2 separate regions of the Mus musculus genome follow, and region 1 is linked to region 2. The links are chromatin loops, found by intact Hi-C in ENCODE. Cell type or tissue: gastrocnemius. All regions are shown on one strand. Links, peaks and the distances in the headings refer to the core of each region. The heading gives the core; the rest is flanking DNA. Region 1 overlaps Ghrhr (growth hormone releasing hormone receptor). Region 2 has its middle 25 kb from the start of Gm34441.

Region 1 (14,933 bases), core at 3,212-11,211, 120 kb before region 2:
TGTGTGTGGTATGTATCTGGAGAACCATCATGGAAAGCACTTGGAGGGAATGTCATTTGTTTTTGTCTCGTTTGGCAGCTATCCCTTACCCTGGTCCTGTCCTCTTCCCCATGTCCCTAGAGAGAGAACAGATCTGGGCCCTGCCTCCCATGAGATTACAGTACAGGGAAGTGGCACACAAAGCTGCCAGTTACCATGGTAAATGGCTGACAAGGGCTGCATCTATTTCTATGGGGCCCGGAGAAGGAGATTATGTCTAAATGAGAAAAAGGGGCAATTAGAGAAGGGTTCCTGGAAGAATTAAACTTTGAAAGATGTACATAGACTCTGGAGTAGCCGGGATAACTGCAGGGCCACATAGTGTGATGGCCCTTAAAAGTCAAGAAGCCCAGAGGTCTGTGTGGAGGACAGAGTCTCCAGGATGGATGATGATGGACAGCTTCAGAGTCTAGAATTTGTCTTCCCCAAGGCGGCTTTCCAAGTCAACACTTCTCCTTATACCGCTGTTTGGAATTCATTACATCATCTTCAACTTCCTGCCTGACAGTGCTGGCCTTGACATCCGTGTACCCCTGGAGCTGGGGTTGGGGTCCTTTCAGGTGAGAGCCCCTTACAGACACTCCTTCCTTCCAAGGACTATGGCTGCAGGTCTTGACTAACTTCATGTCAGTGTGAGGCCTATTCATCTATCTGTTTAATCAGTCATCCATCTTTACCCTTTATCTCTCTACTCATCCAAGTACTGATACATTCATCTTCACATTCCCCAGATAGTCATTCATCCACCTATGTATCCATCCATCTACTCATTTGTCCATCCTGTATTCATTGTCCATTAAACAATTCAGTTACCCTTTCTTCCTTCAACCATCCCTCCCTCCCTATCCATCTATCCATCACTTATTATCTATCCATCAATTCTTTTCTTCCTCTCTCTCATTAATTCATGCATTATTGCTATCAATCAATTCACCCAACCACCTATCCATCTTTCCATCCCCCTTGCACATATTCATCTTCTTCCTTTCTCCTTCCTTCCATCTTCTCCACTCATTCATGCATCATTCTACTCACCTTTATCTACACACTCACCCATCTATCCCTCTGTCCATCCATCCATCCATCCATCCATCCATCCATCCATCCATCCTTTCTTCTATTTCTCCTTCCTTCAGTACACTTGCCCATCCATCCATCCATCCATCCATCCATCCATGAATGAATCCATCCATCTGTTCACCCATTCTTTTTATTCTACTTCCCATCCATACATTCTTCTTTTCACTCATCTGTTCATCTATCCTTCTATCCCTATGTTAATCTACCTATCCACCTTCACATTCTTCCATCTGTCATTCTTTTTATATATCCATCTATCTATCTATCTATCTATCTATCTATCTATCTATCTATCTATCATCCATCCATTCACCAGTATATTCATTCTTCCTTCTGTTCCTCCTTCCTTCAGTCCACTTGCCCATATAGTCATCCTTCTTTCATTCATCTCCCCACTCATCCATTGTTCCGTCCATATCTCTATCCACCTATCCATTTGTCCTTCCTGCCTACCTGCCTGCCTGCCTTCTACCTACCCATCTGCCCACCCATCCTTTCATTCATTTACTCATCTTATCTTTTCAATTCTTACCGAGTACCTATTATATATCAGGCAATGTGCTCACTAATGCAAATACAAAAATGAAGATACACAGTGAGGCGTGGGCTATCTATACAGCTCTGGCAGGCATGCCACGATGACTACATGACTTGGTGTGTCTGGTGCAGTGACTGATGAGTGAGGGAGAAGACAAGAGGAAGACTGCCAAATTCCAAAGTCAGACCAAAGTGTTCTGATGGAGTCCTTTCTTCTTGTTGACCCTGCAGGGCTTCATTGTTGCTGTCCTCTACTGCTTCCTCAATCAAGAGGTATGTGTGCACCCAAAAGCTCACCTTTATTCAACAAGTAGACCTTCTCCTCAGCTCCTTTTCTTTTGCCCTGGTCCTGTAAATCCCAGCATGGTTGACTCTCATGATCCTCCACTCTTGTGGTCCTTTGTGTGAGTAGGTTCTGTTTAACCTGAATACTTTTGAACATATTCCTTCTATGAGCTGGGCTATGTTCTACAACAAGCTTATGAGATAGAGGTCTTTCAAGGGTCAAGGGAGGATAGAGGGCAGATTAGATTGGTTGGGGGACAGAGAGAGTGAAAGAACAGGGACAGAAAGTCACAGGTCCATATAGAAGGAATTTGGGAAAAGAGTCAGATGCAGAGACAGAAAGAGCCAGAGCAGAGCAGGAAACAGAGAAACTCTGGAAGAAAGGGACTCAGACTGGGTTGCCAGAAGTGGAGGCAGGAGTGAAGCAAGCAGACACAATAGAGGCCATAACACATGTGGGATTATAGGAGAAGGCAGACAGCTGAGAAGAGACAGTCACCCAGGAGACCCTTGGCTTTTCTTCTCATTAAAGTCCTGCTGTGCAGAGATGGAGAAAATTTGGCTGAGTCCAGATCTCCAGCTCTCTGGCAGCATGCACAGGTAGGGTCACAGCTTTTCCTGATGGCCCTGTGTCTGCCATGGGCTCTGTGGTTAGCTCTGTGGTAACCAATTCTGTGGTTAAGGAGTCCCTCCCTCCCTCCCTCCCTCCCTCCCTCCCTCCCTCCCTCCCTTCTTCTTTTGTTCATTCTTTCTTTCTTCCCATCCGTTCATCCATCCTTGCCTTACCTGATACCTCTGTCCCCAACTGACTCTCAGTGTACCGAACCCATTGTTTGAGTCTTGCTCAGCCTTATCTATGTTATCAGTCAGTTTCCCCTTTACCTTTCCTACAGCGCCAGGTTAGCGATCAGGCAGGACGTCTTTCAGTCCTTTGGTCGGTCCCCCAGCCAGACAAAGATACAGACTGTCCCACTCTACCTTCCCAGCTTTCTCTTGACAGTCGTATCCCCTGGTGTCTCAGACTAAGGCAAGGGTGGATCAAAGTCACTCAGAGAGGGTCACCTGGTCGTAGGTCAAGAGGCACAAAGGGCATCCATGTGTTTGCCTGGTCTCAGACAAAGGCTGGAAACTGTCCAAGGAAGGATAGAGTAGTAGTGCCTGTACCTCACAGGGTTGGCGACCAGGCTCTCCTTGCCTGCCCTATTTTTCTCACACCACCTTCCCCCTGGACCTTTAGTCTCTTGGGATTGAGCTGAGGAGTGGCAGTGGGATCTTCCTAACATCCTCTCCCTTGTCTGTGGAGGTGAGGACAGAGATTTCACGCAAATGGTATGGCCACGACCCTGAACTTCTGCCAGCTCGACGGACCTGCACTGAGTGGACCACACCTCCCCGATCGAGATTGAAGGTGCTGACCTCTGAGTGCTAGGCCAGCCATCATCACAAGGGCCAAGCCCCAAACCCTGTGCTCAAACTGTCATGGCACCACGGGCAATGCGGTCCTCCCTACCGTTCTCCTTCCCCTTCTCTGCATCTGCTTTCTCCAGGTCCCCGTATATCAACCTTCGACTTTCTCAGTTCCTGCATCTGCTCCCATCTGTTCTTTCTTCCCATCTAGGGCTATTGCCCAAGGCCCAGAGAAACCAATAAACTTGTACACGAGTGATCCACAGTTGAGTCAATGTGGCTCCGAAGGGGCGCTCTTGTCAGCAGCCATTATTTGCACTTCCGGTGCATTCCTCATCCCTTGGCTCCAGCTGCCTCATTGCCATTTGTCTCTATATGAATTCTCATGTTTTATTTATTTTTTAAAAGCACTCTCTTTTGTCCCAAACCCCTCCTCCTCCCCTCCTCTCACAGGCAGAGATGCAAATCGCTTTTCTGTCTTGTATGCGTGGAGTGTGCCACATGTCTGGATTTGGCTGTAAATAAATGCTATCTGTTATGTGTCTCATCCTTCCACTAATGTTTTCCCCAAGCACTGTGCTTTTAAGGGCTCCGCTGCACTGCTGAGGGTACATCTGGTCTCCTGTTTTGACTACACTGGGTCACCTGACACCATTGCCCTTGGGTTACCCAGCCCCTTCCCTCTAGGTAAGCACCCATCTGTCTGTCCTTCCAAGGACTGTAAGACAAGCCTCTCTCTGGGACTCACACCAGGAAGGGAGCCCCGGGGTATCACACCTCGCTTTGTAATGATTTGGTTATACCACATTGCAGGCTTGCGGATTAGCAGCCTAGCCGCCCTTGCATTCGACAGTGCTTGTAGCCCCACTAGCGTCTGGCATTCTCCTTCCACTTAATGCTTACAAGCTAAATGGGTGTAAAGCGGCAGCCTTTTCCTTGATGTCAAACAAGTGTGAACAGTTCCTCTTGTGCCTGTTATCCTTCTGAGCTTGTTCTGGAAGTCGCTGGTATCTTTGTCTGAGGCGTGGGGGAAGCCTTAGCTCCATTTATCTCTCCTTTGTTCCTCTATTTGTGTCCTGGCTTCGTTACTTTTTTTTTTTTTTAATCACCACGGGAAAAAAATGAGGGAAAGAGAATTTATTTTTGCTCACAGTTTGAGAGGGTACAGCTCACCATGGTGGGCAAGGCATGGCTGGGGAACAGTTCACATCTGGAGCAGCAGGGCTGCATGACAGTTGGTTTCCCTGCATCAGCATTTGGGAGGGTGGGAGCTCTGGCCGGAACCAGAATCAGGCCAAAACCCATAATGCCCTTTCTCCAGGAACCGACCTCATCCACTAAGGACTTACTCTGACTCTGCTACAGTCTCCCTGGACAGTGCTTTCCAGGGACCAAGTGTTCGAACATGAGCTTATGGGGGAGGGGATATTTTCCATTCCAATACTAGTGTATGCCCTCCTATGTCCCACCCTACTGCTAGCTGCCCTCACTAGATGTGGTTCCCTTTACATCTTCATTCCCCATCATCTTCCACCCTCCTTGGCAGGAGGAAGGAGAAACAAATGGGTGCTGTCCTTAGGGACATGTTTGCTGACTGATTGGGGTAGAGGGTTTCAATTGGACAGGAAGAAGTATACGTAGTGTTAGATCAGTCACAAACCCTTTTCAACTTGGTCTACCTCAGCAGCTATGCTCTGTGGAGCCTACTGCATGCTAGCAGGAAGCCCTGTCCCACTCCACAGCCCTCCTCATAGATTTCTCCTGCTGCCCTAAGAGCTCAGCCCTTCCCTTCTAGCTGGCCCTACCCGAGTGGGCTGATGGCCAGGTGCTAGTCCCCTTGTTCTGAGTTTGCTTGTGACTCTGGGATGCCCCATTATCCTAGGCAGGATCCGCTCATCCTCCACGGCCGTCTTTCCTATCCGGGTGTCCTTTCCTATGTACTGGGAATGGGAAGGCTAGCCTGATGGTGTGCAGGTGTGTCTGATGGAGGATGATGACGTTTTTCCTCTCACATTTAGGAGGATTCCTGAAAAGGGTGCAGCTATACAAAGCCCATGATTTCCTGCTATAGGGCTTTTGCCTTGGCAGGTGTCAGGCAAATGTCAAAATCAGTATGGTCCTGCCTGAAAGCCACTGTACATTGCTCCTTTTAGTCTCAGATCACATAACTAATTAACAATCATTACTATGTTTTGGGGCACCGAAGGAATTACAAATGAAATAAAAACCAGCTATATTCATACACAAAGACATAGGTCTTAAGATTTCTTGTTTCCTGAAAGGTTTTTTTGCTTTGCATTTTAGAAACATCTTGGTGTCACAATGCATTTGTCAGTTTGTTTCTCGTCTTTATGCTTGAAAAAAAATAACATTCAAAGACAATAAGCACATGGAAGGATGGTCAGCATCAGTAGTCATGAGGAAAATGCAGATAAATCCACACTGAGATATGGTCACACCTAGGATACGGGAGGCAATGGGAAAAAATAGACAAAAACAAATGTTGGTAAGGACTGGTAACGGAGAGACTGGAACTCGCACATTACTGGTGGGAGTGTAAAAAGGCCCCCTGCCTGTTTGATAAAATGTTTTCCTGTTTCTCAAAAGTGCTAACCTTGCGTTACCTCATGAAAGCACTCCTAAGCATGGGTCAGGAGAACCAGAAACAAAACCAGAAAAACACTTGTATATGAACGTTCCTAACCTCTCGTCCTCTGACTGGTACATTACAGTATAGGCAGACAATGGAATGCTAATTCTGTCAGAAAAAGCTCCTACATACACAGACCCCCCAGGACACTGCTCCGTGAATGAAGCAAGTTCTGATACTTCCATTGGCACAAGATGTCCAGCATTGTTAAAACAAATGTAAGGCTGTTGTGGCTGAGGGAGAGGCATGGAGGTGACTGCTAATAGCCGAGAGTTCTAAAGTGACTGATTCTAAAACTGGATTGCGATGATTATGACTATACAGAAAACCACAGAATAGTAAGTACACTCTAGAAGGATGATTTTTCTGTCTGTGCATTATATCTCAATAAAACTGTTACCTAGGAATGAGTAAGTGGGTTGATGAGAGGCTCAGCAGGCCAAGATCCATACTTCATAAGTCTGGGGAGCCATGTTCTATCTCTGACATTTATGGAGAAGGTGGAAGGAGAGAACCAATCCAATATTCTCTGCTCTTCTAACCCATGTGGCACCACGGCACACGTGTTCCTTCCCTGAGCTCTTAAAAACAGTGATTAGTGGATGCTGCTGCAGGACATCTGGAGACATTTTTTTTTTCTGCCATGAAGTTTGCAGAGTCTCTATTGATGTCCTTTATTTAGCTGAAGGTTATTTATGAACTTGGTGAAGCCTTCCTCCTCCTCCTCCTCCTCCTCTTTTTCCTCCTCCTCCCCTTCCTTTTCCTTCTCTTCCACCTTCTTCATCCTCTCCCTACTCTTTTCTCTTCCTTTTAAAGTGAATATCTGTGGTGACAGACTCTCTTGCATGAAATTCTTTGTGAACATTTAAAGGCGGGGGTGGGGGTAGGGGTGGGGGTGGGGGTGGGGGTGGTGTGTGCTCAGAATGAACAGAGATTCCAGAGTCAATTCTCCTAGACTCAGGATTCTTGCACTAATGCAGACTGTTCCCTGGCAAAGCTGGTCTAGTGCATTTTTGCACGACAGTGACAACATGATGGATTTTCTGCACCGTTCCCATGGAAACACCTTCCATTAACACTTACTGGTATTGCCACTGCTGGTCGAGTTATTGCAGTGCTGTTGGCTAACGGTTAGTGTTAGCTTGGTTAGTGTTAACATTAGTGGTTAGTTAGTGGTGAATAGTCAGTGTTAGCAGTTAGAGTGTCTAGAGTTATGTTAGTGTTGAGTGTTAGGAGTTAATAGGGTGTTAGTTGCTAGTTAATAGCTGGTGGCAGTAAATGCTACTTAGTGGCTAGGTAGCACTTACTTTGAAGCTTATGATGTCAGTTGTGGTGGAATCACTGGCTTTAGGAATTATGTAGCTGCTCCTAGGGGTTTTATTGTGGTTACTTCTTGGTCCCTTCTGATTTTGTTATGAGCCTTAAATCCCTACTATAATGCACACTATGACAGGTCTCTGTAGACTTAGAATATGTCTGTACATGCAAGTCCATGGCTAAGCTCTTGACTTGCAAACTCTTTCTATGAGTCTTGGCTTTTTCTCTGTGGCAGGAGAGGCTGAGTAGAAGGTGATGTCTAAGGGTTTTCATGAGGGGCACTAAACGGTCTAGGGTATAGTTCAGCAGTGGAACCTGTGTCCGGGAAGGGCACTAAGTCAGAGGAGAAAAAGCAATGCTCGTTCTGGCCACCAGGTGGCATATGAACTGTGTCAAGAGTGGGATCTCCTTGAAGGAGGTCCTGATCTAGACAGGAAAGAGGCCTCCCAGGATCAGGCCTGGGGCTTAGCAAGTCTAAAAGGCTGGGGGAAGAAGAGGCTTCTGGGCTGGGAAAGGAGGGAACTGGAAGAAGGGGAGGGCTGTCTGAGAGACCACCCTCGCTGGGTTAGATATGTATAAGGAGACAGAGAGGGAGAAAGGAAGGAAGAGAGGGAGGGAGGAAGAAGGAGAGGGGGAGGGAGAGAGAGAGAGCACCTATCAACTGGGAGCAATAGAAGAATTAGTGTTCCCATGGGGGTCTCTGTGCAAGAGTCAGGCTGTAGGGAGTTTCCTGGGCGTGTCCTCTTTTGGGAGAAGTCTTCTTCCATTTTCCAACCCACATGCTTCTCTCAGCACCTCTCTTCAGGTCCTGAGAGGAGTTTTGCATGGAGGTAGGAAGAAAAGAAGGGAAGGAAGGAAGGAAGAAAAGGAGGGAGGAAGGAAAGGACTTTCCTTGATGCTTCCGTTTGCTCCTAGGAATTTGGAAAGAGCCTCGTGCTAGGACCTGAGGTTGGATGTGAATGACTAGGCAGAGAGGGCATGGGTGAGGGCTAGAGAGGGACGCTTGGACCAGGCACTTGGCTGACTGTGTATCTGCATGGGGATCCCTCCTGGCTCTGCTACTCAGGCATGTAGACTGTGGATGATTTCATTGCTGGGAGCCAGGCTGTGAGAAGGCATGTGGGGGATTTACATTCCCCTGGGACTCTCTTGGGTTTGTTCTTAAATTATTCACGTGAAGCTCCCTGTTCCTTCATTAGGTGCAGAGAATTTAGGGATGTCTGTTTCACTTTCCACTCTGCAGGAACATGATTCTGTCAAGTTCCATGGATGGGGAAAGTTTGGGTCCTGCCCCTGCTGTTTTATACCAGCAGGGCTGAGACAGCAAGTCCTGCACTGCGGCCTGGATCCTCCTCAGGTAGCAAGTGCCTTCCAAGCAGGCTGACCAATCAACCGCTAATGTGACAGATGATCAGTACAAGGAGACAAATGGCCACTGTATCGACTGTACTAGCCCCAAGTATACAAATGGGAAGTAAAATGTAGACAGAACAAGGCTCAGAAATACCAGACCTAGTGTGGAGATTTGTATTGAAGGCTTCCTATAGGATGCATAGCTAAGCTAAGTTAGACCATGAATTTGAGTTGGCTAGGTGAAGAAGCAGTATGTGCAAAGGCCCTGTTGCAGGGAGGAGCTTGGCACTGAGGGGACTAGAAAGAGGTACAGTGAATGAGTTTCAGTGACAGAAGGGGAAGTTGACCAAGACTGCAGTGGGGTAGGCCAGGCTACACCCAGATCTCAAAGTGCCAGGAGAGCCGCAAGAAGCTATCAAAAGTGTCTATCAACAATACAAAAATGTATAACAAACCTTACACATTTAAAATAGGCTCCCCCCACCCCTGTTCATGTATTTAGACTGAAATTTAGGCAAAGGGCTCTACTGAAAGCCCCGGGGTCTAAACTGGAGCCTCTAACTAGGAAGTTTAAAGCATGGTAGTTTAAAGCACAAGGCCAGACTCAATAGTGTCTAAGTTCGGGTTTTATTGCTGTGAAGAGACACCATAACCAGGACAACTCTTATAAGGAACAGCATTTAATTGGGACTGGCTTACAGGTTCAGAGGTTCAGTCCAATATTATCCTGGCAGGAAGCATGGCAGCATCCAGGCAGGCACGCGCTGGAGGAACTGAAAGTTCTATATCTTGTTCTAAAGGCAAACAGGAGGAGACTACTTACTGTCTTCCAGGCAGCTAGGAGGAGGTCTCAAAGCCCACCCCTATTGTAACAGACTTTCTCCAACAAGGCCACGCCTCCTTACAACAAGACCACACCTCCCAATAGTGCTATTTCTTGGGTCAATCATATCCAAACCTCCACAAAAGCTGTAAACAGTGGCAGTTAACTTGTGAAGTAGCGTTTCTCAGAGGTTTCCTGGGATGTGTGTGGAGATGGAAGGGAGAGAGTTTCAGATGAGAGTGGCAGTCAGTCTGAACAGATCTACAGGGACAGAGAGCCATGAAATGCCCAGTGAGGTGGACATGAGGTATCTTGGGGCTGCAGGGAGAAGTGGGGTTGAAAGAGATCTGGTTTGGAGTTGGAGATCATGGCTGTTGGAATATGACTGGGTTTCAGCAACAAGAGCACAGGCCAAGCCACCTCACGAGGAACAACACCAGCTTGACTTCCTTTAGGGTCTGACTGGGAAGTCGGAGTCTCCGAGGAGGCTGAGAAGGAACAGCCAGAGAGGTGGGAGGGAGAGCAGATGAACGTGGAATTATGGGGCCAAACAAAGAGTGTGGTAAGGAGTTTCTGGCGAAGGGTCTGAGCACTGCTGAGCAGCCTTTCAAGAGGAGGCTGGAGGCGCATCCAGGATTTGGCAGCACCGCGCACAGCAAGAGCAGATTTGGCAGGGGATTGGCAGACGTGGGTAGCCAGACGGAAGGGTACTGAGAAGTGAATGGGCCGTGGGAAAGTGGGGGCAGTGTGTTCAGCAGCTCTTGACTGAAGTGTGCCTGGGACAGGAGGGGACACTGTAGGTAACAGGAGGCAATTCTGGGTCCAAGTGGATCCAAGCAGGTGTGACTGTACTTGGCTCTGAGAGAATAGGGCACATGTGTCATTCAGGTGGAGATAGATCACTGGTGGAGGAGGGTGTGGTGCAATCAAATGAAGGTTGCAGGGGACTGAGGAGGACTAAGAATCCAAGTGGGAGCACGGCTGGGAAGAGGGTATTTGCCTAAAGGGAGTAGCAGAAACTCATGGGGCTTGGCATGAGAATTGGTAGAGAGAAGTGGGCTACTGGCTCCGAATTCACCATGATGGCTAGGTTCATGGTTGGCTGGAGTTTGGGTGATAGGAGCATATAGAGATGGGAAAGTATAGTAACTGGAGGGTAAAAAATAGGAGAGGAGGGCACATGGGTGACTGATGACCAGTCAGTATTAATAATCTGGGAACCTCAACTAGAGAAGGCAGGGTTAGCCTTTCTCGGAGACAAGACATAAGAGACTTGGCTCTATTTGCAAGAGAGCATATGCAGTGGGCATGGAGCTGAGGGGAAGGATGCAGACTGAATGGGACGTGGACCTGGGAGGTTTAGTGTCAGGGTGGAGTAGCAAGCTGAGGAGGAACCCTGGGAGGAGAGGAGGCTCTGTGCATGCAGCTGGGTCCTGGGGTCCTGATAAAGCAAAAGAAGAGACTGCGGGGAGTTGGGGGCATTGTGGAGACAAGGAGAGAGAAGACTAGTAGGGTACTGACCATTTGTCTGGGCATTTCTGTCAGCCAAGGTGAAGGTTGGGGCTTGAGGGACTAGGAGAACTTGGGCCAGAGTCTCCTGAACTCTGGGGCACCTTCAGAGGTCCAGGAATCTCAAGAGGTGGGACTCAACATGGGAGGGATAGCAAAGAGAGAGATAGGGCCAGGATGGAGAGGACCCGGGAGAGCTGCAATTGCTATAGGAAGCCTGTGTCTTGAAGCTTGTGTCTAGAAGCCTGTGATGCCTTTAGCCTGTGGCTTCAGGGGCTCCCAGAGGCCCCACGCCTGGAGCCCTTATGTGGTGTTGGAACATAACAAGAAGCAGCAGGGTTGGATTTATTTTTTCAGTCAGCTCTGATTGGCTCACTCATGTGTATGAACCTCTTCCTGTGGACAGTGCTCTTTCTGGCTGGCTCGCAAGCTTACGCTCATCTCAGCTCTCCATTCTTCCCTCTAGGAGGCTCCAGTTCCCAGATTCAGGGCAATGAAACCAGAATAGCACACACAGCAGCTGTGCTGCCTCAATAATACAAACATCTGGGTCCTGGGGCTGCCAGAGTGGCTGGAGCCTTTCTGCATGCAGACAGCCAACATCTTCCTAGTTAGAATTTCCCCCTGCCCCTACTTTCTCTTTCTTGTCCTCTCTTCCCCTCGAGGTCATTCTAACCCAGGTAGTGTGTTGTTACATGATACGTGATGAGAATGTGTGGCGCTCTCCCTGCCTCTCAGTGAGGAGAAGCAGGTGGGTAGCATACGTGTTCACAGATTCTTTTGGGGCTCTGGCTTCCCTGCAGCAAGTAGGTGGGTCCGCGAGCCTCCCTCCCTCAGAGGCATTGCATAAGCAGCCGCAGCCCTGAGTACATTCCCATGGTTACCGGGCTGGGAAAGGCTGGCCGAGATGGCATCGCCATGGCACCGGCATGGTCCACAGCTCTGCTGGGCGTGGCTCTGGTATGTGTAGCTCTGGTCTCTTGCTGGACAGATGGCCTTCACAGAGGGCCCTCCCAGACATCCAGTGGCCTTGGATATCATGATGTGAGGTAAGCAGACAGGAGCAGTCTGGGTGGAATTTGAGGGCTTCTCATGTCCTCACAGAAGGCCTTCAGTGGCTCAGCCAGCAGCCTTGCTGTGCGGTAGCTCTGAAACCAGTTTTTCCTCATCAAGGGCTCAGCACAGACCAGATGGGCCAAGCCACAGCTCTGCCCATTGCCTACACCCCCTTGGAAGCCCCTTACTCAAGCCCATAGGAATGAGGAATATGGAGCCTGGGCTCCATAGCCATCTGTGTTTGGCCACCCTCAGGCAGGCTGTGCCCAGGGATGCTACAGTCAGGGATAAGATCTTCAGACCTAGGCCTGTCTGGGGGACACAGGAGAAGAAGGGCATGTGAAATGGGTGGTCGAGCTGTCAATGCAGCTGTGGGGATGGCTTGAAAGGAGAAAGTCGGAAAAAGGGGCTGGCAAGAAGGCAGAGGCAAAATTCTGTGTGTCTCTCCATGATCATGTCTGCATATGAAGGCTCAAAGCTAGTCTCTGTGGTGCTAGAGCACAGGAAACTCCATGTAGAAGGTAGTTGGATGGGGAGCAAAGATGCCGTGTGGGGCCCGGGGAAAGCTCAGTAGGCATTCCTCCTATAGGGACACCACCAAGTAGTTCCCTGAAGCTCAAGCTTGCGTCTGTGATTGTCCTATAAGATGTCCCACAAAGGGTCACCCAGTTCTTCCAGCCAACCAATAAGGATCATCCAAATCATTCTAACCAGGGTGATGTCCTAACCCATCCTCTTGTCACAGTTTTCCGTGTGTAAGTCACATCATGCTGCATCAGACTCCATGCAGACCCTAAACTGAGACTCTCTTGTCCTTCACAGCCCATGTAACAAATAGGGACAAAATAAACCTTATCACCTCCCTGACGTGACATTTGTTTTTAAAGTAGGACACCTGGAACAAAAAAGCAGAGTGTCCTCTCATTTGGCTGAGCACTGTGTGTCAAGCCTCTCAAATGGTCCAGAATGTCTGTGAACGTGCAGTAAGTGTCAGCTCTGGAGCTAGCCAGCCAGGAAGTCCTATACAGCAAGGACCAGCTATACATTATCGAAGCATTCCATTTATATGGCCAGTCTTCCCTCTGCTTCACTTACAGCCATATCCACAGATGGAGTGGGTCCTAGTCATGATCCATAGCAGATGTCTGTCTTCAACTGTTTTGTGTTGCTAGGACAAAATGCTTGAAGTTGAGTAATTCGTAAAAACCAGGCATGAGATTAACTCACAGTTCTAGGTGCCCAAGAACATGGGGACATCTCAGATTTGGTGAGGACCTCTAGGTTCCTCAACACGTGGTGGATGCATCACACTGGGAGCACATGCGGAAGGGTGTGTGTTTGAAGACTTCACAGGGCAAGGCAGAAAGGGGAGTCTGAACACCAGGAACAGCTTTGTAGCACCCCATTCTCTTAAGAATTAGCTCATTCCCCAATATCAGTATTAGTTCTTTCCATGAGTAGTTCTGACTTAATTACATGCCACATGGCTCTACTTTCTAATACCTCCTCAACTCTAACACTGCCACCCCGGGATCTTCCAGCACATGTTCTTCCTGGGACACTGTCGAGCCATGGAAGCACCGGCATGAACACACAGAGTGCTTATGAGGAAGGGGATAAGGCGTTGCTTTCTAGTGCTAGCCTGGAAAGCCTAGGGGAGAGAGAAGAGAAAGATTCTGGCAGGAAGGGGAGGGTCCCTGAGAAAAGCCCTTGTCCCACAGTGCCCCGTTATGTCTGCTGTCCCTGTCCTTGTTGTCAGACTCATCATTTGCTCTGGGGGTGGGAGAGGGGATGCTATACATGTGCACGGCACAGAGAGTTCTCGCTGGTAAGATGAACATGGTGCAGGCTATGTACACACAACTTGGCTGAGGACGCCCGGGTCCTGGTCCTGAATAAGCTGAATGTTCATTTGAGTGTGTACATATATGTGAGTGTGCATGCATCAGTGTGCAAGTGTGAGTGTGCAAATGCTTGCTAGTGCACACACATGCTCTCTCGTATGTGTCCCTGAGGGTGAGGCACGTGTGTGAACATGTGCCTGGCCCTGCTCTGATGAGGCCTGCTGGCTTGCTAGCAGCTGGAGTGCTTGCTATACTGACAGGGCCTGTAATCACGGGAAATTACCCAGCCCAGAACTAAAATTAAGGCTGAGGCTGCTACCACAAGACCTGCTTACAGAACAGGCTCCCGGAAGAAGGTGGAGGGGAGAGGGGGGTGCTGGGGGGGAAGTCTCTGCTGGGAGTTGGGACTTCAGGGGTGGACCAAGCTTGGCTGAGAGGCATGGAAGGGAGAAAGCCCAGCTCTTATTGAACACACAGTGCTGGTGCCAGGGGCCACGTTGGCTGCTCGCAGGCTGCCTTTTATTTATGTCTCCTCTCACAGCTTGGCTCCCCGCTCTACTACCTAGATGGTAGGAAATGGTCTTCTTTGCTCCCAAGAGCAGACACTGAGCCTGAGGCTGAGATGTAAGGCTGGTCACTGCAGCTCTCGAAGGGCGGGGTTGCCTGACAGCATGATGGTGCCTGGGTAGGGAGAAGGCAAGCTCTCTGGACCCTGTGTGGTTGATCAGTGAGTCCTCAATGGTTTCTATGGCCTTTAACACTTGGTGGTTGGGTGCAAGGGTACCAGGAAGAAACCCAAAAGCAATCCTCCTGGCTTTATCACTCTCCAAGACCAGAAGCATGACTCTGTGGGAGTTCACTCAGCTCTCCAGGGAGCTCAGTGAGACACACACTAGTCTACTGAGCCCTGCTCCCAGGCTTCACTCCTTTGGACCTTATGGGCTCAGGGCTCTCCGTGTTCACCTAGGGAACGTGGGACAAGGCTTTTCAGACATGACTAGCATTGGTGTCTCTGCAAAGACCTCTCTGTGAT
Region 2 (14,933 bases), core at 4,349-12,348:
AGTACATTATCGTCATGGTGGGAAGCATGGCAGCACGCAGGCAGACATGGTGTTGGAGAAGTAGCTGAGAGTTCTACATATAGATCAGCAGGAAGAGAGAGCTACTGGGCCTAGCTCAGGGTTAAGAAACCCCAAAGCTCACCCCCGGTAACACACTTCCTCCAACAAGGCCACACCTCCCAATCCTTCCCAAGTAGTGCCACTCTCTGGTGCCTAAGCATTCAAATGTATGAGCCTATAGGGGGTGGGGTAATTTTTTCTTACTCAAACCATCACAACTGGCAAACTAACATACCTTCTATTATGCTGGAAGGAAAAGTGTACACTGACTATAAAATGGTAGTTTATGTCATACTTTCAAACCCCCGAGTCTCTGGCAAGTCTGATGGTTCTCTCCTGGCTCTTCCCACATTTGTGGGAGGGTAGAGACTGTCTTTCTGTAAATCCCCACTTTATTTGAAACAAACAAGGGGCATGAATTGTCCAATGTGGGTCACAGAATGACCTTGAAGTCCCTCAAGGCTGATTGCTCCTACCCTCTGCAGCCTTGCTTACACCAAGGGATGGACATGTGCTTCAGCATTCTGGGTTTCCTTCAGTCTTTGAGATCCGTCATACGTCTGTATCTGTGAGTGTGCTTTGTGCTGTAGGATCTTCTTTGCTCATTACATTTTAACTTTTAACTTTAACTTTTTAATCAATGATCTCATTAATTAATTAGCTTTTCAATTAGGGTGATCTTAAGAGATAGTTCTTTTGGTGATGAGAACAAACATCATAATTGACATGAATTCATAATTGTCACCTCAAGCCAGACTCAAGCTAAATGCTTCTCAGCTTCTGGCTTTGTTAGGTTGCCCTCTAGTGGACATCAGGGTGTGGTTGTGCTGATGAGAGCTCAGTCCCTATTCAGTTAAGGATGCAAGATTAGGAATTTCCTGTGGGAACCTGGGTACCAGCCACTATTCCTTACACCCATTTTAGGTTAGCAGAGGACTTTTCCAGAAGACAACTTTGTCTTTTAGACATCATCATCATAAAGGTCATGTTTCTTTACCTGTGCATTTATTCCTGGGTTTCCATTAAGAGGAAGACCGGGTACAGCAGTGACCAGGCCTGTGACTTTCATCTGTCTATTCAGTAGCTACTTGTTGAGCCTTCATTCCTCTCTGGACTACTCTGAATGCCCCCGTTCTCCCCCACCCTTCATGTTCTGCTGAGTCAGCCATAAAGAAGGGAACAGAATAGGATTTTTGGTGGAAGTTGGTGCCGTGAAGAAAATGGAACAGTTAAAGAGAGAACACTCCTGGGGCAGGGTAGCAATTTTTAGAGTAGATAACCAGAAAGCCTGAGATGTAGGAATTTGAAAATTATAATGTTTTGAGCTTTACAAGTTTATTAGGATCTCCCAAATAGGCCAATTGGAAGAGCATCCCAGGTAAAGGGCCACCACAGGTGAGTGCTCTGGTGTTGGGGATGAGACTCACTCATTATGTGTAGTGCCTTCCTACAGATACCACGATAAATTGCCACAGGCCGGAGGAGGGGCTGTAAGACATCTGACATCTATTCTCTCACAATTCTTGAGTCTAGACATCAAGCTAAAGTGCTGTCGGGGCCGTGCTCTGCTTGAAGGCTCTGAGGAGAACGTTTATCTTCTATTGTTGAATCCCATATCTTGTAGGTGATTTTCTTTCAGCATTTATTGGCTTGGAGACACATCACCCTGATCTTCTTCCATCACCAGCATGGACTTCTCTACACCCGTGTCTCTGTCCTTGCTGTAATTTATTGTAAGGACACAAGTCCTACTTGATTTAGGGTTCACCACAATCCAGTATGATTTCAACTCATTTCTGCTTGAGAGACTTATTGCCAGTCTGGTTCCATCCATAGACACTCAGAGTCAAGACTTCAGTATGTTATCTTGAGAGATATAACTTACCTGTAGGAATGAAGAAGAGTTTATAGTTTCACTGGCTGACCTGATACTTGGGCTACTCATAAAGATGAGAACCCAAGCCAGGAACCTTGGAGGTAGGAATTGAAGCAGAGACCATGAAGCAACACTGTCTCCTGGCTTGCTTCTCATGGCTTGTTCAGTTTGCATTCTTTTACAACTTAGGACCACATGACTGGAATAGTACTGCTCCGGTGGGCTGGGCCCTCCAATGTATCAAAATTATCAATCAAGAAAATGCCCCATGGAAATACTTACAGGCCACATTGGTGAAGACAACCATGACCTTAATTGCTAACCTGGGCCTAACCTCTAGGCACAGTGCATAGCATGGGCACTTGACTGTGCAGGACTTCCGTGAGCTTCCTGTCCAGCACCACAGACAGCTCCGCGACACTGAGTTTTCTGGAGAATTCCTGTAGGTTGTCTGCTGTGAACCTGGCAGATGGTGGTCCTATGGGGTCTGATATTCCTAATATTTAGGGCTTCCTCTTTGACACAAAACAGGAAAAATGATGTTTTTTCCCCTTTTGTATGGCAACAATCATAAGAACAATGATAACGCTTTGGTGTATTCTTTATTGAACGTTTTTTAAAATGACATTGTTATAGTTAATTGAAATATAGTTTAGTCCTAAAGTTAAAATGGAGGTTTGTTTTTGTTTGTTTTTGATTGGCCTCTCTAGTGATGAAAACAGAATCCTCCAATTAAAAGCTCACATACATAACAGGTGATGGGTGTTTTACAGAATACAGCCTGGGTCCCTGTCTTTTTCCAGTACCAGAGGGCATCTTCATGCCATAATACCCCATGCCATCTAGCCCTGGGTATGGTAGGGAATAGAGCATAACAACTTTAAAGCGAAATAGCCTTTCTTTATCCATAACCCATAAAACCAGGCTGAACAGATCTCTGACAACCTCTCCTTGGATCGGTCACCAATGTGTGAGAGGGTGAGATGGAAGGAAACCGTGGTGCAGTACAGCTGTGTGCTCACCCAATCAGGGACAAACACATTTCTGAGATTCTGGCAACTGGAAACTGAGCAGTGGCTGAGTCCTAAGTCTATTGGTCACCGGAGGAAGAACCTTCCTCTGTTAAAATATATAATGTTCCTCTTCATGGACCCAGAGACTTCTAAGTTTCACCCCCTCGATGACTTTGTACGTTTCAGAAGCATTCAGTCACCCCTTAGATTCAAAACTTCTTGCTCAGCACTAAGAGGTAGTATGAGGAGATACTAACGCCCGTGACAATGTAACACACTTTGCACTCATAGTCACATGGTGTCTCTGTTTGTTTCTCTGTTGCTGGCTAGAAACAAGGTAGGGGGAAAGTGTTTATTTAGCTTACACTCTGAAGTCCATCTTAAGGAAAGTGAAAGTAGCCTTTCAAGGAAGGAAACTGAAGTCAGGAACTGAAAGAGAGATAGTTTCTCTGCTTTCGCTGTGTACTGGCTTGCTCCTCATGGCTTGCACAACCCAGGATCTCCTGATTAAGGGTGCCACTGCTCACAATGGTCTGGACCACCCCTTATCAATAATTTTAATAAAGAAAATGCCCCACAGATAGGCTGCCAGGCCAATCTGATGGAAACAACTCCCCAACTGAGTTTCCACCTTCTCAGGTGACTCTAGTCTGTGTCAAGTTGACAGAAGCTTACCATCACAGATGGAGAAGACTGGAAGAAAACCGATCAACAGTGTATATGATGTCACCATACTTACACCATCTAGGGATCCAGGAGTGTGTGACTAAGATGACTGTTTGTAGTTATCACTTCTATTTCCTACCATTCATTCCAAGAAGTTCCTAACTTGGGGAATAATTGCTCTTTCATAACTGCACAAATTATGCTCTCTCATAACAAGCCCACTTCCTGGTTAAATGGCAGGCCTGTGAGCTGCATGAGAAAGCTGCCTCCCAGGTTTCTAGGAAAGAGGAAGGAGCTCATTAGAGTGTGACATTCAGGTGCCACAGCCATCTGCAGTTAGGAGAGAGGAACTCGGTAGGAAACCCAGAGGTGAATCAGACAATGGTGGAGATGGGAGAGAGGCATAAAGAGAAACAGGGACCCTGGTACTGTCATTTGACCTATTGCATCTAGCCTTGACTGAAGGCTACTCTCCACCTCTATGATTTTTCTATGGACTGATGGTGAAAGGGTTGTTTGAACAGGTTGCACAGAGGTAAAATGTCTTCTTACAATTAATTTTTCAAATAATCGCACCAAAGTATAAAGACACATATGATACATACACAAAACTACTCCAGAGAGAGCACATGAATATATTATCTGCTTTAATTAACCTATTTTTCTTTTTAAAATATTTTGTTAAGTCTTTAAGACTTTCATACAGTTTATTTTAGCTTTGATTATATCTACCTCCTCTTACCTCCTCCCATATCTCTCCTCTCCACCTTTGCTCTCTACTCATTTCACTTTGAGTTTTCTTCTCCTTTCCCATTGAGTACAGTTTGAGTTGCCCAACTACCCTGGGGTATGGGGCCTGCTTTGGAGAGTGGTTGACTTATCAGGGTCATGCTGTTAAAGGAAGACTGTCTTCTGTGGGAGTCTCTGCAGATGCCATAGCCATCCGACTAATGATTCACACGGGGCAAGAAGGAAATACATTTCAAGCCAACACAGTAACTGGTGTTAGTCCAAACTTTTTGTGTCTTTCACACTGGGTAGTTTGTTTTAGCCATATTTAAGCAGAGCACAGTTTCGGGGGAAAATTTTTCCTGATAATCCACTCAATTCCCTAAGTACAATAAAGCTTAAAGCATGTTTACATGGAAACTCTTTATAAAGTACATATGACCTCTTCCATAAAGATGGATTCTATTGACTGAGAAACAATGGTCAAGATAAGAGTCTAGGGAGAACGCATGAGTAAGATAAACATAAAAGTCTGGGAGTCAGGAGTGCCCTGGTACTACAGATAGCACAGAAGTTATCTAAGCTATTGTAAAGCACATGTGACTCGAGGGTGGACTCTATTGACTGAGAAACAGTGCTCAAGTTGAAGGTCTCATGAGCAAGAGTCCGCGCTAAGCATCGTAGTCTGGGGAGACTCAAGTGTGTTCAGACCTTACAGACAGCCCAGGTCACCGGGCTGTTACCTATTTCCATTCTCTGCTTTCTGGGTGGAAAACAGGTATGCTTATCTTTCATTGAATAGACTGCCATGCATACATAGATATGGGGACTTGGGGACAGCTAGCAGGAGGTGCTCTTGGCTCAGGTGAGGGGAGGAAAAGGACCTGGCCTCAGGCTCCTGGCTAGAGCTGAGGAAGGGGGAAGTCTCTTAAGGAAATAGTTTGTCACAAGGAGGCAATGTTCAGTGAAAGGCCAGTCAGGAGAGGTGGAAGGCAGTTCTGATGTGACATCATCCAGACCTGACATCATCAGGAGGCATTGTCAACTTACAAATGCAAGAAAAGCTAAGGGTGGCATTTCTGGTGCTCCCATCTCTCAGCACCAAAGTGAGTGCTCACCCAGAACCAAATTCCACTGTCAGTTGTTGCCCTGTGAATTAAGATGAAAGTCTATCATTGTTTGGATAGCCTTCTGGTCTCAGAACAAAATGGAGGACTCCCTTCCCTGCTAGCTGGGCTTCCACTTTCTCTGACCTTGTTTTGGGGAGCCCAGACTCCCCCCACCCCCCACAACCTTTACCTACAAAATATCATAAAGCCTTAGTCAGATTACAGGTTCAACTTCCTTTCTCCTGATCAGAAGCTGTTCAGCTAGCGCCTGAGATTCCTGGAATGCCTCTCCAGGCTAGTGAGTTATCTCAGTATCTTAAACCTTCAGCCAGTGACTGTTGCCCACCCTGGATATTCTGATCTCTCAGCCCCCCAAGTTATGGAAGCCTTAAATCATCCTAAGTAAAGTTGATCTGCCTGCCCACAGCTGGTCCCTGTGTCGTCATTTCCAGGGTTTCCAACCCCTCTGTCACCTCTGTTCCATTTGCCTGCATAGAATGATTTTGGCTGACAATCACAGGCAGTAGTAAAGAGAGTGCTCTCAGACAGTGCGCTTGGCATTTTGGTGGTCCCTGAAACTGAAGCAGCAACCAGTTCTAATAACCATCCTAGCCACACAGCCTTGGGTCTCCGGATTTTCTTGTCTCCAGGTCTTTAATATCCCCCTTTGGGCCTTTTGATGAAGCACTTTATCCATCCTCCCTGTAGAGAGGATCCCGAGACAGCAGACTGGGGGCTTTTCTGGGACACAGAGAAAGCCACCAAGGAGCTGACAACAGACAGATAATGAGACTCAAGCCCATCAACAGAGGAAGAAAGTACATTGACAGGGGAGTTGAGAAGGAGGACCCCAATAACCAGGTGTGGTTGCCTGTGTCAAGTGCTGTTAAAGGCTCATGATGATTGGGCTACAAAGTATCTGTATTCGTTGTTTAGAAGTCGAGTAGCTTTGTTTTGAGCCACCCCTTGCTCAGGCTGGATGGGCAGGCCATTTTGCTTGTAGGAACAAGAGTAGCCTCCCCAGAAAAAGCGTAGACTCATGTGGCCTCCCAAGGGCTACCACCTGGAAATCTCTTCTAAGTGGCTCTATAGGAGGATGGGTGGGTGGTGGTGGTTTTACAGTCCTCTTTGGATCAGGTTGGTAGAGATAGACCGCACATGCTCAGAACCACAGGACTTCTTCCATTAAAGCGCTCTGCAACTGGTTTGAAGGTCAGAGGCTCTTGCCTCCAGATTGGATGGCCTTAGCCCAGGGAAGATAGAAACTGGGAGATTTCTTTGGAAAGAACCTGGATTCTTCAATCCTCCAGGAAGGAGTGGGCAGATCCAGGCTTCAGAATAAGGGTCTGGAAACATTTATATAATGGAGGAGGTCCCTGCTTGGAAAGAGGTTCCTATTCCCAGCTTCTATTTGCCCCTAAGGACACTGCTGGAAAAGAAACTTTCCACTGAAGCCAGGGGGCTGCAGAGTTAGAGAGAGGGCTAGGACAGACCGGTCTGTGATCTTTGACAGACATAAGTAAACACTCCCTCTGTGGTTCACTTAAGCAATAGGATCTACCCTTGGCCTTCTAATGTTTCCCATTTCGACTTTGAGTGGGTGCCTAAGGACCAGATGGGGCTCATCTCGGGTGGGAAGCACACACTCAAATCTAGGGAGATGTTTGCATGAGATCCGAGTCTCACAAAGTGGCCCGGGCACATGAACCCTGTGACTGATTGCTCCCTGGCCATAAGGCAGCACTCACTGACGACTGGGGTTGGGGTTAGAGGTCAGCCTTGTGAGCTTTTCAGGTGGCATGGTGGTGGAAAAAGCCTAGTCTGTCATTTGGTTATACCTTTTGCATCAGGAGCAGAGGGAGGCCTACAACAGGCCATGGCATGAGCACGGTTTTTAACCCAAGGAGCTAGAGAGAGAGGCGGGAAGCCTTGAGAATACAAGCAAGAACTGGGAAACATTTCCCCTTCCAGCAGTTTCCCTTATCTAGAGTTCTTCCTGGCAGAAAGAGTTTGGGCTGGAGGGAGGGAAGGTTGGAGTGGGGTGGGGGAATCAACTCATAGGTCTGCACTGCCCTCTGGTGGCCATTTTGTTTGATGATCGGTGTAACGCGCGCTTCCAGTCTAGGGAAACTGGCTCATTTCCACACAGTGCCTGGTAATGAGATAATGAGAGAAAGAACAAGCTTAAATATTTTCTATAATTAACACTGGGAAGAGACACTTACATGCGAAATATCTTGTAAGAAGAATGTGACCCACAGTGCACCGTGCAGGGCTTTTCTCGCAGGGCTTTTCTCTTTGGACTTCGCCGGCACACACATTTGTATTTCTGTATGATCACACAGAAAAGTTATTTCTGGAGACTACACATAAGGAGCCCTTTAGGACGTGGATTTGTGTCTAAGAACTTTCGCACTTAATTGTAAGCGTGAACATCTGCATCCATCTGGTTAGGCCTCAGATTTTCACGGCGGGCTTTGCTATTGTCTTCTTACTGAGGTTTTGGAGAAGACAAGTGAGAGAAAGGAGGGCTTCTCCCCAGGAGCTTAATGTCTGTAGGGAGGTTAATGAGTTCGGCTGTTCCTCTGTCCCTGTGGGCTCCTTATCTGTGAATGCAGAAAACCTCGAATGGAAAACTTTCTGGGAAAAGCGGTACTCAGCAGTCATTTGCATAACGCCCACATTGGGCTGAGTAGCGCAAAGGTCTAGACATGATTTGAGTCATCTGGGGGGAGATATGTAGATTATGCACACCATCTCGTACGACAAACTTGTGCAACCATGACACTTGGAAAGGCAGGAACTAGCTCCCTGTGGACGCGAGAATACTGGGAGTGGGTCATGAAGGGCTGCAGCCTGGGAGAATTCGGTATGCAGAGGAGCACACCCAGCAGATGCTACTTCGAATGCCGGATTCTCAACTTTTCTATCTCTCATTAGAAAACAAATAGACATCTAAGGAGAAATAAGAAAATACAATAAGATAAAACAAACAAACAAACAAACAAATTAAAGTATGAACAAAAAAAAAAAAAAACAAGCAAGAACAAGAGCCAACGAAAAAGCACAAGATGCTGAGACACACATGTTTGCACACTTAGCAATCCCATAAAAAACCAGAAGCCAATGTATATGACTGGCAATGTAGAAAATAAAAACTACCCGACTTAACATAATGAGACCAAGAACCTCCAAGCCAAAAAATATACACAAAGGACATGTAGGATTAAAAAGAGAGAGAGAGAAAATAAAAATAAAATAAACATAAAAACTAAAACTATAAGATTAAAAACAAGCCTTGACACAGGCTATGAGCCAAGGGACCTCCACAGGTGCTACCGGCCTTTTCTGCTGGCCATCAACTGCTGGGCTGGCAGCCTACGATTAGGAGTAGTTTGTTTCTCCAGTGATAAAACTTAATTTGCAAGTGTGTTTCAATTGTATTGATTGGAGACGGCTTCTGGGTTAGGGATGGGGGCGTGTGTCCACTTCTCCCTTCAGCTCTAGGATCCCATCTGAGGCAGACCTGTGCCGGCCTTGCGCAGGCTGCCTCAGGCTCTGCGAGGTCATGTCTACATTGATCGGTCCTGCTGTGGTCTTGATTCTTTGGCGTCTTCCGTTTCCCCTGGCTCTTACACTCTCTGCTTCTTCTTCCACCGAGTTCCCAGAGCCCCAAGGGAGTGGATTTGTTTGATACAAACATCCCATTTAGGGCTGAATGTTCCAAGGTCTCTCACTGCCTATTGTCTGCCCGTGGGTCTCGGTATTTGTTCCCAGCTGATTCAGGAGGAAGCTTCCCTGGTGATGGATGAGTAGGACACTGATCTATGAGGATAGTAGAAGGTCACAGGGGTCATTTTATTGTTGCTCTTTCAGTAGAACAGTGTTTGGCTTTCCCCTAGGTCATTGGGCTAACTAGTCTCAGGATCTTGAGTCTGTAAGAGAGCCCCAGGGTAAATCTGTTCTTCATGTCAGCTCCATCTAGGCTGATGCTCTAGAACAACAGAACAGCATGATCCTGCATGCCTTTCTATATCTGCAGCCTTGAGCAAAGGCTTCTCTTTCTGGTTTCCATGTTTTCTAAGTTAGGGTGTGTTTCATTTCCCCCATGCCTACGGGCGCAAGAAAATCCTCCACACAGGATTCAATGGCATCAAGAGCCTCTTTTACTTGTATCCTTCTGACCTGCAATGGCTAAACTCATGCATGTCCTTTTCCCATTAAAAGCCTCCTGCCTTTTCCAGCTGTGGTCCACTGCCCAACATGTTCCTCAGCTCAGAGTGTAGGTCTGGGTCAGAGTACTGTGGGGGCTTGACAGAGATAGGTCCATATATTCAAATACTTGGTCCTTAGTTGGTGTAATTGTTTGAGAATAATTATGAGGTGTGGCATTGTTGGTATTGTGTCATTAAGGGTGGGCTTTAAAGTGTGTGTGTGTGTGTGTGTGTGTGTGTGTGTGTGTGTGTGCGTGTGTAAATAAAGAGGGTTTATATATTAGTGTTGCTTACAGGCTGTAGCCCAGCTAGTTCAAGAATGTCTATCTACCAGTGGGAAGTCCTAGAATCTAGTAGTTGTTCATTCCATAAGGCTGGATATCTTTGCTAGTCTCTAGTACACAAGAATCTCTAATACCATGAAGGAATGGACTTGCCATTGAGAGTAAGGGCAAGCAGGGAAAGGGCAAAAGCTTTATTCTTCCATGTCCTTAATGGAAGCGGAAGGTGTGGCATAGATTAAAGGTGAGTTTTTCTATCTTTTCTAGTGTTTTGAGGAACTTCCCCACTGATTTCACACTGGCTGCACCAGTTTTTATTTTCACCAGCAGTGAATAAGTATTCCTGGAATTACCCCACATCTATTTTAGCATTTGACATTTTTTTTGTTGTTTGTTTTTTGACATTTTTGTTTTTAAGTTTTTAGTTATTCTGACTGGAATAAGATAAAATCTCAAAGCAGTTTTGATTTGAATTTAATGCTATGCATTGAATTAAAAAAATGTTCCCAGTCACTCGAGTTTCATCTTTTAGGAACCTTTTGTTTAGTATTATGCCTCATTTTAAAAATTGGATTAGTTTCTTGAAGTTTTAGTTTTTTGAGTTCTTTATATATTCTAGATACTCATCCTCTGTCAGATACACATTTAGTAAAGACTTTCCCCCATTTTGTATACTGCTTCTACACTCTTGGCTTCCTTTGCACTACAGAAGCTTCACAGTATGGGATCCCATTTATTAATTGTTAGTCTAAATACTTGTGGTAAAAAAGTTTTGTTCAGACATTTATGTCCTGTGTTTTTATACCCAGCTGTGATATATGAGAGCTTCAGCTGTGTTATGTTCTTGCCAGCATTTCATGCTGTTAGGGTTTTAAAGAGCTGTTTGTCCTTATCCTCAGGAGATATGACTGAATACCACAAACTGTACAATTTATTGAAGTCTCATACCATGGTTCTAATATATTTCATTTTCTGGTGGGAGTCTTAGGAGAGGAACTGAGAGGGAAATGAATACATACAAAGAATGGCTGAGGGCAGGTCTAGGTCTGCTTCTAATACCCCACTCTCTGGTGTCTTATGCACAAGCATTAATCCTTCCATAAACATGAGGCCATTTTGACCTAATACCTCTAAAGTCCCTGACCACATCTATTAATACTGTGACATTGGCTTCTGAATGGAGGACAAACCATCTTCCAGATACAGCGCTTTCTTTTTTTTTAAATTTAATACAATACTTTCATTAATTCTTTGAGAATTTCGCACAGTGTATGTTAATTATATTAATATGTTACTCCTTACCCAGACTCTTCCCAAATCCATATCTGACTCCAAATCTTCTCCAAACTTGGTGTCCTCTTTTTTTTTTTTAAACCCATGAACTCCAATCTTTGCTGCCTATAAATTCCTGGGGTGGGTGGGCCCACTGGAGCCTGGTTGATGTATAGGGGCTCTTAAAGAAAACTGACTCTCCTTCCCCTAGCAGCCATCATGTGTCAATAGTACCTCAGCAACAGGTATGCCTGTGGGGACTCACGAGTCCCTCTTCTTGCCTTGCTGGAATGTTTATTTATTTGACCTTGTACAGTTTCTGTGCTGGCAACTATAACTGTTGTGAGTTCATGAGTAGTGCTGTCATGTCCAAAAGTCACTGTTCTATTCTAGTCATCCCCAAACTCTGGTTCTTCCTGCTCCCTCTTTTGTGATGATCCCTGAGCACCTGTTAGTGTGTGTGTGTGTGTGTGTGTGTGTGTGTGTGCGCGTGCGTGTGCGCATGTGTGATCTAGCTGTCTCATTTGAGGCTGAGAACTAACTCACTCACTCTTATATTCTTTATACTTTGATCAGCTGTGAGTTTCTACATTAATCAATGTCCACTGTGCAGAGAAACTTCTCTGTTGGGACCTGAGAGCTGCAGTAATCTATGGGTCCAGAGATATGGATTTAGAGAGTAGTTTGATGCTATGCTCATTCAGTAGAATAACAATAGTAAGTGCACCCCTGAGGTTGATGGTCCCCAGCCATAGGTGTGCAGCCAGGTTTACACTACTGCACATGCATTTCCTCTTATAAAGGTGGCCTTAAATCCAGTCAGAAAGGGTTTGGTTAACCCTATAGTTACATACCACTATTACAACTCAGGGATCCTTTGCTATACTGGTGATTATTGTAGATTATTGTAGTTCACAGGGTTCACAGGTGGGTAAGACTCTTGCTGGATTCCTACCTCCAGACAGCCTACATAGCACCTTCTAGTACTTTAATAGCTAGGCAGCCAGGATGAAGCTTCCTAGTCAATGCCAACTTGGTTTCTCCATGTCCAGTGATCAAATTGTGTGGAATCTTCAGCAATGGATGCTACAGTCAATGTCAGGTAGGAAACTAAAGAGACTCACTGGTAATAACCTGTGGGGAGAACATAGATGTCCAACTACTCATGGTAATGACCATGTGGTACATGTACACAAAGGAGTTTTATTCAGACATAAAGAAAAATGAAATTAAGAAATTTATAGGTAAATAGGTAAAACTAGGAAACATAGAGTTAACCCAGACCTGGAAAGAGAAAAGATGCAAAGTCCTACTCATATGTGAATCCTACCTTTGAATCTTTAGATCTGTGTGTTTAACCCGGCACGCCTGCAGAAGCCACAAAACCAGAAAGAGGACATTGGTGGGCAGCAAAGGGGATCTTTTTTTTTTTTTCCATTTTTTATTAGGTATTTAGCTCATTTACATTTCCAATGCTATACCAAAAGTCCCCCATATCCACCCACCCCCACTCCCCTGCCCACCCACTCCCCCTTTTTGGCCCTGGTATTCCCCTGTACTGGGGCATATAAAGTTTGCAAGTCCAATGGGCCTCTCTTTCCAGTGATGGCCGACTAGGCCATCTTTTGATATATATGCAGCTAGAGTCAAGAGCTCCGGGGTACTGGTTAGCTCATAATGTTGTTCCACCTATAGGGTTGCAGATCCCTTTAGCTCCTTGGCTACTTTCTCTAGCTCCTCCATTGGGAGCCCTATGATCCATCCATTAGCTGACTGTGAGCATCCACTTCTGTGTTTGCTGGGCCCCGGCATAGTCTCACAAGAGACAGCTACATCTGCGTCCTTTCAATAAAATCTTGCTAGTGTATGCAATGGTGTCAGCGTTTGGATGCTGATTATGGGGTGGATCCCTGGCTATGGCAGTCTCTACATGGTCCATCCTTTCATCTCAGCTCCAAACTCCGTCTCTGTAACTCCTTCCATGGGTGTTTTGTTCCCAAATCTAAGGAGGGGCATAGTGTCCACACTTGGAAAACAGTAGAAGACACGTAGTGTGAAGGGGGGGGGGCAGTGTGGAGAAAGGCCTAGGTGGGAAGAGAGGTAAAAGGGCATGGCATTCATCTATTCATGCCTAATCCATTCTTCATCAGATGTGATTTACAAATATTCTTCCCAGCCTGTCTTCATTTCTCTAACAGTATGTTTAGAATCAAAGTTTTATATTTTTACAAAGCTGAGTGTCTTAAATTTCCAGGTTGTTTTTCCTAATTTTGTTTTCAGGGGGTATTTTTTTGTACAGTAAGAAGTAGGAAGTTTTTGAAGAATTTTAAGCAACATTTTGAAAGAAAATTAAAATAAAAATTGGTTCAATTGTAGACAATAAAATGATTGGAGTAGAAGGAAATTTTGAGAAAGAAAAGTTAGCTGTTGAAGTGAATTGAATGTGAAATGGGGGCTTAGGGAGCTCTGAAAAACCACTGTTTAATGCATTAAAATGTCACCTCTCTGCTCAGTTGTAGAATGCCATAGTAGAGAGCTCTATACATCCAAGGCAAGAAGACTCCAAATGGAGTTGTGGAGACCTCTGACTCAAGGGTGTCTTCTTTGCTCAATTCCATGTAGCTCCCTTTCAAATGGATTTCTTCTTGTGAATTTTAGTTTCTGAGTCAGGAAATACATTTTTCTACAATGTATTCTTCCAGTAATGATTATACCAGCTCAATATCCTTAAGGCAGAAATTCCAAGTCATAAACGCTTCCCACCCAAATCTGAAAAAAAAATTAAATGCCACACTCATGCCAAATTGTTAAATTGCATAAAATTGTCGTCCCCCAAGTAAGTTTGAAGGGTGTTACTGAGATAGACCAGTGGGGGAGGTGCCTGCCGTCAAGTCTGAGGATCTGAGTTCAATTCCCAGGACCCACATGGTAGACGGAGAGAACCGGCTCCAGCAAGTTGTCTCCTCATGTCAGCATTCCCTTCATAAAATAAGTAAACAAACAAACAAACAAACAAAAACATAAGAATCAAGAAAAGGAGTGAAGATTTGCCTTCAGGTTTTATATCCGAGGTGCATAAGAAATGACACACATCTTCTGTGGTTAGAATTGGGTCTTATGTCTTAGATATCTTGTTATGCGTATGTAAGAACTCTAAACCCTGAAATATTAGTTAAGATCCGTGCTATTCAACATGTATCCATTAACGCTTGCTTTATCACAAACCACTTCAAAACCCAGGGTCCTAAAATCACTATCGTTTACTTAGCTCAGGAATCTCAGCATTGACTTCTGGGATGTGGATCAGCAGGGACGGACCTCTTCTGGATTTTGCTGGATCCTCTTGCGTAGCTTGATGATTTTGGCTGAGCATGTCATATCTCTGCTTCACCAGGGTAGCCCAGGCCATTTCCTCAGAAGCTGATGGGAATCTAAGAGGTTAGAAATCTTTAAGCCAAACCTGCTGGAGGCCCAGGCTCAATCAGAAACTAACAAAATCATGTCAAAATTAATAAAACTATGTCAAAAGGCAGCAATGTGGAGGGAGGGATGATGCCCAGTCTCTTTGGCAACAAATGTATCTGAGGCATGGGCAATTTTGTGACATTCCTTGGAAAGAAAAGTATCCCAGAGACCCTTCTTTTCAAATTTGTAGTGATATAATTACATGAGAGTCTAACTTTTATTAAATTTGTCCTTACATGATTAGGGTC

Evidence for each region. Peaks named below come from ENCODE experiments on the same cell type or tissue, not always from the same donor. Only the 100,000 strongest peaks of a DNase experiment are listed, where the experiment ranks them.
Region 1: a loop joins it to region 2, with 9 times the contacts of the local background. A loop is called at or near these places in 31 of 42 quality-filtered maps.

What each region holds. Positions count from the first base shown.
Region 1 is chr6:55,384,925-55,399,857 of GRCm38, forward strand. It overlaps Ghrhr (growth hormone releasing hormone receptor), which reads left to right. Exons shown (of 13, transcript NM_001003685.3): 11 at 470-599; 12 at 1,888-1,929; 13 at 3,245-3,606. The coding sequence ends at 3,370. 6430584L05Rik (RIKEN cDNA 6430584L05 gene) reads left to right here and starts at 11,963. Exons shown (of 4, transcript NR_046179.1): 1 at 11,963-12,049. In gastrocnemius, for the core only: a CTCF peak has its summit at 7,677 (motif pointing right); DNase peaks (open chromatin) are centred at 7,689, 8,637, 10,154 and 10,921; H3K27ac peaks cover 144 bases.
Region 2 is chr6:55,504,415-55,519,347 of GRCm38, forward strand. No RefSeq gene overlaps it. Among named protein-coding and RNA genes, the nearest start is that of Gm34441, 25 kb to the right of the region's middle. In gastrocnemius, for the core only: a CTCF peak has its summit at 7,540 (motif pointing left); DNase peaks (open chromatin) are centred at 7,176 and 7,532; H3K27ac peaks cover 385 bases.